Linked DNA regions of Homo sapiens: regions 1 and 3 are each linked to region 2. Evidence: chromatin contacts called from ENCODE Hi-C or POLR2A ChIA-PET data. All regions are on one chromosome and are shown on one strand. The core of a region is the stretch at or near the end of the contact, and the rest is flanking DNA. Distances in the headings are between cores, read along the strand shown.

Region 1 (2,764 bases), core at 237-2,736, 530 kb after region 2:
TTCTAGTAGAGTAAGACGGACAACTAAAAAGAAATAAACAAGCAAAACATATGATAGGTATAAACTAATAATTTATCCCTTACTTGGAAATAAACCTAAGTGATGACTGCTTTCTTTAATCTGATGATAGAACATTTTATAAACAGCTCCTGACTATCCTCTGATTCTCAAGGGGATATAACTTTGTTTAACTAACAAGGGACCAGATGTTTAACCACCTATAAATTTGGAGGTTAAACTGCAAAAAACTGATATGAGGTAATAATGTCTTGCTTTTGTTGTGTGTGCATGGGGGTTGGGGGTGGTCCTGGTAAATAAGATAATTTGAAGTTACAGTTGTATTGTCCTGTAGAACATTAATTACTCTTGTATCTAATTTAGCAATCTTATGTCAATATCCTTTACCCAGATTGACTACATAAGTCGTTTATTTGGATGCTCTTTGAATCAGCTCTTGTCTTTCTTCTGGTTTCCTTATTAATAAGTTGACTAAAACGTTGAACATTGGTATGTGCTCAGAATAAACTTTAAGAACTTTGCTTTTGCATATGTTTGATGGTGATAAAGCTATAAAGAGAAATGAAGCTGGGAATGGAAACAGGAATGCTGAGTATTTGAATTAAAATTTTTATTTTATTTTTTTTTATAAATAGTCTTGCTATGTTGCCCAGGTTGAACTCAAACTCCCGGGCTTAAGTGATCTTCCCACCTAAACCTCCCTAGTTGTCCAGCTTTTCCTTTCTTTTTAAAGATCAAATTACTTTTTCCTTCCTAACACTCTGAATGTAGGTGTACTTGCGGGGAGTTTGTAATTGTAAATACTGTGGTCAGAGAAGGCTTCGCTGATGGCAGGCTTCTGATCAAAGCCCCACAGGAGATGAGGGATGTAGCCTGCAGGTATCCAGGGGAAGAATGTTCTAAGAAAGGGAAAGGCAAGTGAAAGGTCCTGAAGTGATTCACCCTGGCATTTTTGAAGTACCCTGAGAAGTTCAAGGAGGTGTAGGAAGGGCTGGAAGGCTGGCAGAGCGACAGGGGAAGAGTAGGAGTCGATGAGGCCGGAGAGGTGATGGGGGAATGGGCCATGGAGTACAGAGCAGAGGGCCTTGTGGGCTGTGGTAAGACTATGGTTTTTTCTGGGGAAGATGGAGAAGTTTCTAGCTGAGGACTGGCAGGGTCTGACTTGTGTTTTTAAAGGCTCACTCTCTTGTCGATGGAAGAGACTGTAGGAGGGCCCGGGTGGAAGCAAGGAGACCAGTCAAGAGACACAGCAGCCCTCGCAGGGGCTGATGCCGTCCCAGGACCAAAGCATGAGAATGAGTTAGAGTCTATATATATTTGAAGGTGAAGCTAAAAGGATTAGATGGATTGGCTGTGGGGCAAGGAGTCCAAGATAGCCTGAATGGGGGCAATGTCTGTGACAGATCTGGGGGAACAGCTCATCTGCGGAGCTGTTCTGAACCATCCACAAGGACAGGAGCCATCATGCTCGCTCTTCCCACGCATCAGAATTTCCCAAGCCCTGGCCTCCACCCTAGGGGACTTTCCCTAAACACTGACACAGGGGATATCAAACTTTTCATAGTTCCGTTTAGTCATTCACAGTCAGCTTTCCTGCTTGGGGCCGTTCATAAGAACCTTTCTCATTCGCCTATTTCCAGCATTGTATGTTCCCACAATGCTCATGGTTTTGATTTGATGCACATTTTTGTTTTAATTTGCATGTTTAAATTGCATTTTCCATATTGTATTAAACATCCTTTGGGGTGTCTTGCCAGGCCATGATCCTCTCCCTCTGAGAATTGTTTCTCCTAATCTTAGGCAAGGGCCTTGTCTGCCCTATAATTTTTTCATTGGCATCCTGTGTAATCCTTAACAAATAAATAACTACTCCCTAATTTATCAATTAATAAACCTGAATTTTCTTATGTGGGTTTTGCCTGTCAGTAGGATAAATCTTCTTACTAATACATAAGAAGACTGCTTTCCTATTAGTAATTATATGTACATATGTGCCTATATATGTTCATGTATATTACACATACTTAGGCACATTTGCTTCTTTAAGCTGTCAAAGTTTAAGATAAAGGTGCCATGAGTAATCCTTAGTTAGGTCCCAAGACCATCTCAGTTTTACCAACTTAAGACCCCTTGGGAGCTTTATTATCACAGAGTGAGGCTGGAATCACACCAGAGAGATGAGGCCCAGATGCCTAGCAGTCACCTCCCCCGGGCTCTGTGAGCCCCCAGCTCCCCATCTCCTTTCCTCATACATTCATACTCAGGTCTGCTTCTACCACACAGTGATGTCACCCAAGCTATGTGAGTGGGAGCCAGCAGTCCACCTTACTGAGTGCATGACTGAAAGTGACAGAATGACTTATGCACAAAACGGAATTTATTGGCTCATGTCACCGAAATGTCCAGGGCAGTCTAGCTTCAGGAAAGGCTGAGTCCAGGTGCTCACACTACATGATCAGGCACCTGTAGTGCTCCATTTCTCAGCTCACTTTTCCTCTGTGCTTTCAGGCAGGCTTTCCTGACGCTCATGAGCTCTCCAGGCTCACTCTCATTGGCTCACAACCTTGGCGAAAAGAGAGCAAAGTCTAGCAACTGAGTCTCACTGGAATGATTTGGTTCATATTCCCATTGCTGATCCCATCATGGTGGAAGGTAAGACACAGCACTATTGGCTTTATGGAGTGAGACTGGAAAAGGAATAGCTCTCCTGTAGAAAATTACCAGAAGGAAGGAGATGTATGCTAGG
Region 2 (2,891 bases), core at 302-2,801:
AGGGCAATTCATAGCTAGAGGGAAGAACAACCTTTCCTAAGATGCATTATTTCCTAGAACTCCATTATTTCATGGAAGCAGTTCAAAGCATGCAAAAAAGCAAAACCATTTTAAAACACCTAGTAAACTGGGCCTCTATCTTTTTTATATTATCATAAGCCCCAGGAGTTTTTGAGAACGTACCTTCTGTCACGGCTGTCTCCCCTTCCCATCCCTTCTTCAACATAGTTGTGTTTAAAAAATATATACCTGTACTTAAAACGCAATCCTACAGCCCAGCCTAGGAGCATTTCAAAATGTCTGTGCTGCTGAGTCTGGCTGTGGTTCCTAATAAATTCACCCCATTAAGTGTGATGTTTTAGGTTGGGCAACATAAACACGCATTTCCTACTTCCATGGATGCACATTTCCTGAAAGCACTGCACCTAAGGATGCTGCCCTGTCCCCCGACGCTCAGGCACTAAACTCTAAGGAGTCACGACCTGCACTCACAGCAGAGCCACACGGTCACCCCAGTGAGAAAGATTATCTGGCCCCAAGCGCCACTCTCTCCGGCCCACTGCATCTCCGGAACTGGCAGAGGAGAGCGAGGGTGAGAAGAGACCATGGGGAGCGACTGACAACAAGGCTGACACTTCCCCGTTTCCAGAAAGCGGCACTTGGGGGACACAAGGGATGTCCCACTAGCGACCGACCTCAGAGCAGGCCCTACGAACCCGTCCACCGATGGACATGGCGCGGCCACCTGGCCCGCCGTCCGGGGCGCCCGCGGCTTTCGCTCTCCCGGCCCGCGCCCTGGAGTGCGGCTCCCGCTCCCGGCCGCCACACGCAGTCTAAACACGCGGCGCTCGCCACCTCCCTGCCCGGGGGTGGGGGCGCCGCGCAGCGCTCGCGCGGACCCACATTTTTGCGGCTCTTGTCACGCACGAGAGAAAAGGCGAGGAGGGCGGAGGGGAGGGAAGACGCGGCAGCGATCCACGGAGACGGCCGGCGCCGGTGGCGTGTGCGCGTGTGCGCGGCGGGGAGGGCGGCCCCGGCGCCCCGCCGACTCCCGCTCCCGCCCCGCGCCCGGCGCCCGCTTACCTGCCGGGGTCGCTCCGAAGACTCGCACCACCGGCACCTTCTTGACAGGGGCCTGGGTGAGGGGGGATTGGCAGGTATCCAGCCCCTGCAGCGGGCTGGCCATGTAGTAGTCTGCAGTCACTATCCTTACTGAAAACATGTTCGCCGCCGCCGCCACTGCCTCCCTTCACTGGCGACCCGGCAGCGGCAGCAGCAGCGGCGGCGGCTCCCTCCGCAGCGGCGGCGGCGCCCCCTCCCCTTCTCGGCACGGCCCCCTCCCCTCACACAGAGGCACCTCGAGGAGCGGCGGGCGGGGCGGTGTAGGCGCTGCTGCCGCCGCCTCCTCAGGAGCACCCGGCAAGGGGCCGCAGGAGAGAAGCCCTCGAGCTTTCGTCGGTGCTGGTGCTGCCGCCACTGCCGCCACCGCCGGGAATCACACGGGCTCCTCGGTCCCAGGCTGCAGCTCTTGTTGCCATGATGATGATGTCACGGACGCAACCACTGGGGGGAGGGGAGAGGGGGGTGTGTGTGGCGAAGGGAGGCTGCGAGTAGTGCGGGGGAGGGGGCTCGGCGGGAAAAGGAGCGAGAGGGCGGGCGCCCGGGCGGGACACGGAGGGCGGGGGCCGAGAAGGGGCTTTCTCCCCCTCCCCGGGCACGCGGCGAGGGAGGCGGCCGGCGGCCGGCAGCGCCCGCGCGGGATCGATGACTCGGCTGGCGGGCACGGTCACCTGGGTGAGGGGCAGCGGAAGGGGCGGCGGAGCACCGATCTCATGGATGGGCTCCGAGGGGCTTGCGGGAGGGGGGCGCCAGTGTTCGGGGCCGTTTTGGCGGCTATGCAGGATTGGCAGGAGCTGCGATGCTCACACTTGCCTCGCCGACCGCCATTTCACATCCAGCAGAGGAGGCGGGGGCAGCCGCTGAGACGGTTTTTCACAAGGTAAGAAAATCCGCCCGCGTGAGGAGGGAGGCGAGGCGCAGATCTCGTGCCGCTGCGGCCTCGCGGGAGGGAAGGGCGGGCGGGCGGCGGAACGGGCGGGGCCGGGTGCGGACGCAGCCGGCCCTTCTCAGGTAACGCCGCGGCTCCGCGCGTGGCCCGGGGGCGGTGCGAAGGGTGGGGGCGCGCGGGCGCGGGCTTCGGCCTATAAAAGGGCCGCCCTGGCGTTCCCCCTTCCCGAACGTGCCGCGCGAGCCGCGGTGCCCCCTCCTCTTTGCTGCTGCAGTGTCTGCGCCGGGCCATTTAATGAGATTTATTCACGCACGGCTCTTCTCAGCTTTGCGAGGGGTTGGCAGATCCAGTGCACAGGGATTTCCCACTACCGTGTTTTTCTCCCGCCCCCTTCCTTCCCTCTCGTCCTAATACATCCTTCGTTGGTTTCCTCGGCCCCGCAGGCTGCGTCCCGGGCACGCGCAAGTACATGTAAGGACTTGTCAGCTGCCGGTGACCTCCCTCCTCCCTCGTCGCTCCTCCCCCAGCGGAATGTAGGATTAACAGTCTTTCCGAGAAAATTTTGGCCAAAGAAAAAGGCCTGTGAAAGTCACCGCGTTAGACGTGGCCTCCTCGTGTTTTTCACTAACACGTTATGGAAGGTTTTACTACCCGAAGGCATAAAAGCACCACCGTGGGGAAGGGCCGTTTTGAATAAACAACTTTATTCAAAAATCGAGAGGGGGTGAAGCGATGCAGTTAGGGAATTTTTGTTTTAAAGAGTAGTAACATGCAGCTGGCTTGGCTATTAAATTGGAAACAAGGGGTTCCTCTCTGACTTGGCCACTGATATTGGGCGTGACCTTGGACAAATAATTTTGTTTCTTTGGGCTCAGTTTCTACA
Region 3 (3,039 bases), core at 209-2,708, 950 kb before region 2:
CAGAAAGTATATAGCTCTACTGCTCTGAAGGGGAGAAGTGTACATGACTATACAGATCTTTTGTGTATTTGTTTAAAAAATAGTTCTACATGGCCGGGCGCGGTGGCTCATGCCTGTAATCCCAGCACTTTGGGAGGCCGAGACGGGTGGATCACGAGGTCAGGAGATCGAGACCATCCTGGCTAACATGGTGAAACCCCATCTCTACTTAAAAATACAAAAAACTAGCTGGGCGTGGTGGCGGGCCCCTGTAGTCCCAGCTACTCGGTAGGCTGAGGCAGGAGAATGGCGTGAATCCGGGAGGCGGACCTTGCAGTGAGCCAAGATCGCTCCACTGCACTCCAGCCTGGGCAACAGAGCGAGACTCCGTCTCAAAAAAAAAAAAAAAAAAAAAGTTCTACATGGATATTCCTTGTATGCTGCCTCGTATGGCAGTTTCTTTTGCGTGTATGTTTTTATTTCCCTATTTACGCCATAAGTTCCTGAAGGATAGGAGTATATTACTTACACCTTGTCAATTCCAGGGGACCCAGCAACAGAGTCTCACATGTATTCAGTATTCAGGAAATATTTGTCTAGAGAGTCAGCTTGGCAGAATGGAAAGTGCATAGGCTTATGGAAACATGGGAAGTTAAATCAAATCCCAGCTCTTCCATTTACTAGTTAGGTAAACTACAGCATTAGTTAATATCTGCGATCTTCAGTTTCCTTATATTACCTTATAGTTTTGAGATTAAATGAGATACTGTGCATCAACTGCCTGTTTCACTAAATAATAGCAATTACTGTTATTTATAGATGAGGATAACTAGTAATAAAATATTTTAAATGAGCAAGTGTAACATTAGACAGACAATTGAAGCAGCATTCTGTGATGGGTATTTCTTAGCATGTGTTAAAACATCAGGAAACCTTTTGACAGCTGCTCCCCTGGCTAAGAACGGCCCCTTCCAGGTGTGCACCCTCTAGAGTGCCCCAGAAACAACTCTTTGCCAACTACCTTCTGCAAACCATCTTTTCACTTGAACTGACTTCCCCCAAACAAACCTGATTAATTACTGAATAAAATACACCAGGGCGTGTCCTCGGAGCACAACAATATTTCTGCCACAAGAGGGCACAATGTGACTGTGTATACTGTAGTTTCTTAACAATTACAATCCTAAAAGTTCATATTCATTACAGGATACACTGTGTTCCAGTAATTGTTTTTATTTGAATATTGTTTTTTATATACTTGAATTAATTTTATTTCTTAAGGCAAAAATAATGGAGAGCAGGAAATTTCCACAATTTCCTTGTGGAAAATTGTTCTCAGGCTATAACTGGTTAAGTACAAACATAACATCATTATTTTCTGTTTAAAATACTGTGATTCATCTGCTTTCTGGGAGTCATTTCCTGTAGGGCCTTAAGAGGCTTTCTAGCTCCAAATTACTCTACATTCCTAGTTCTTGTTATGTTTCCTGCAGGCCATCAAGTTCATGGATTTTATTATAGCCTTGCAAATTAGTAGAAAAAATTTACTAGCCCATAAATATTTTATCAGCTTCATCTTGCTCCTGGGGGCAGATTGGTAATGAAATCGCTGAAAGCACTATTATTCATAACTTACTCAGCTATAAAACTAATGATTGTTACATAACCAGTTTCTAGCTTTTTTTTCCCTCTCCTTGGGAAGAGTGTGCATGTCTAGTGGATGTGGGCATGAATGTAGCCAAATAAACCTGTTGCCCAACATCACATGCAAACCATGGTATGGATGGCAAGAGTGATACGTACACAGTCTGGTTTCATTGACAAATGGAAGTCACTCTCTGCTATGACCTGAATATTTGTGTCCCCCTCAAATTCGTATATTGAAATCCTAACCCTCAAAATGACGGTATTAAGAGGCAGAGCCGTTGGGAGGTTGTTAGGTCGTAAAAAGCCCTCATGAATGGGATTAGTGTCCCCATAAAACAGGCCCCAAGAGACCCCTCACCCCTTCCGCCTTGTGAGGTTACAGTGAGAATTTGGCCATCTATGAGGATCAAGGCCCTAACCACACACCGAACCAGCTGGCACCTTGATCTTGGGGGTACCAGCCTCCAGAACTGTGAGAAATAAATTTCTGTTGTTTGTAAGCCCCCTAGTCTATGGCATTTTGTTATGACAGCCTGAACTAAGATACCTTCCTTTGAGAAGTCCTGCTGGCAACAATACTCATCCCGTTTGAGAGAATTACTGGCCAGAACGCGCCTGTTTCCTCCTCCTCCTCCTCTTTATCCTCCAGCCACCCATTTCCCCGGACACCTAGTGGGAAACTGGGCAGAATCTTGTTACACTGTTTTACAAACATTTCTATCGCTGGGCTGGAGATGGATGTTTCTGTGCTCAGGAAGCTGGTGTGCTTCTGGTATGGTACAGTTGTCTGAGTCACTGTCCATCTGTCTCTCTTTGCAAAGTCACATGTTTCCTTGTGGTTGCCATATCCATTTCAACTAAGACTTTATGTTCCATGCCAGCCTCCACCTGGCTAAGGGGAAGTGCCCTTCCCCTTGTACTTTGGGGGTGCCTGCCTTTTTCTGGAAGAATAGCTGTGGGTCAGCATCCTTCTTCACGCATTATGTCTATGCCCCGCTCCAACTGGTCCACAACTAGAATAGGATGGCAAAATAACTATACAGTTATTAATAGTGAAAGCAAATGTGCCACACAAGAGAAGCAGCCCCCTGTAGGCAAGAGGGTGGGTGAGGACAATCATGGAGAAGAGGCAGCTTTTCCCTCCACCGTCAGCTCCCCTCCCCTCTTAGTTTAAGCTCTGAGAAAGTGTGTGGGACCCTGATCTTCCCCATTATTGAGCCCTGTCCCATAAACAAAGGGAGTCGGTGAGGATCAGTGGAGAGAGGGCAGCAGCAGGATGGGGCAGCTGAAACCAGGATTCCCGGTGGGTGAATATGCCTGAGGATGCTGAAAATTTGAACTTCAAGACAGATTTCAGGACATGTTTTCCTCATGACTGTACTGAGAGAGGTTAATAGATGTCCTGTGAAAACA

Evidence for each region. Hi-C counts contacts between places; a loop is a spot of excess contacts on that map. ChIA-PET counts read pairs that join two places held with the same protein, here RNA polymerase II (POLR2A). Pooled maps may share reads with other maps.
Region 1: a pooled map shows a loop between it and region 2 (7-fold over the local background). The contact joins the enhancer-like site here to the promoter of REV3L in region 2. A Hi-C loop is called at or near these places in 1 of 168 maps with a recorded cell type or tissue (naive thymus-derived CD4-positive, alpha-beta T cell) and 10 of 50 pooled maps. POLR2A ChIA-PET finds 5 or more read pairs at or near these places in 7 of 52 experiments (A549, AG04450, GM10248 and 4 more).
Region 3: a loop to region 2 is called in a pooled map, with 5 times the contacts of the local background. The contact joins the enhancer-like site here to the promoter of REV3L in region 2. A Hi-C loop is called at or near these places in 1 of 37 single-sample maps with no recorded cell type and 9 of 50 pooled maps. POLR2A ChIA-PET finds 5 or more read pairs at or near these places in 1 of 52 experiments (activated naive CD4-positive, alpha-beta T cell).

Annotation. Positions count from the first base shown.
Region 1 is chr6:112,015,010-112,017,773 of GRCh38, forward strand. No RefSeq gene overlaps it. Among named protein-coding and RNA genes, the nearest start is that of CCN6, 38 kb to the right of the region's middle. Within about 2 kb of position 1,487, at least 5 of the 41 ENCODE cell types and tissues checked have a DNase peak (open chromatin) inside an H3K27ac peak, as active enhancers do.
Region 2 is chr6:111,481,667-111,484,557 of GRCh38, forward strand. It overlaps REV3L (REV3 like, DNA directed polymerase zeta catalytic subunit), which reads right to left and starts at 1,552. Exons shown (of 32, transcript NM_001372078.1): 1 at 1,084-1,552. The coding sequence starts at 1,222. It also overlaps TRAF3IP2-AS1. RefSeq lists enhancers at 439-498, 2,339-2,698 and silencers at 869-948, 1,009-1,078, 1,139-1,438, 1,609-1,838, 1,879-2,268.
Region 3 is chr6:110,527,138-110,530,176 of GRCh38, forward strand. No RefSeq gene overlaps it. Among named protein-coding and RNA genes, the nearest start is that of SLC22A16, 52 kb to the left of the region's middle. Within about 2 kb of position 1,459, at least 9 of the 41 ENCODE cell types and tissues checked have a DNase peak (open chromatin) inside an H3K27ac peak, as active enhancers do.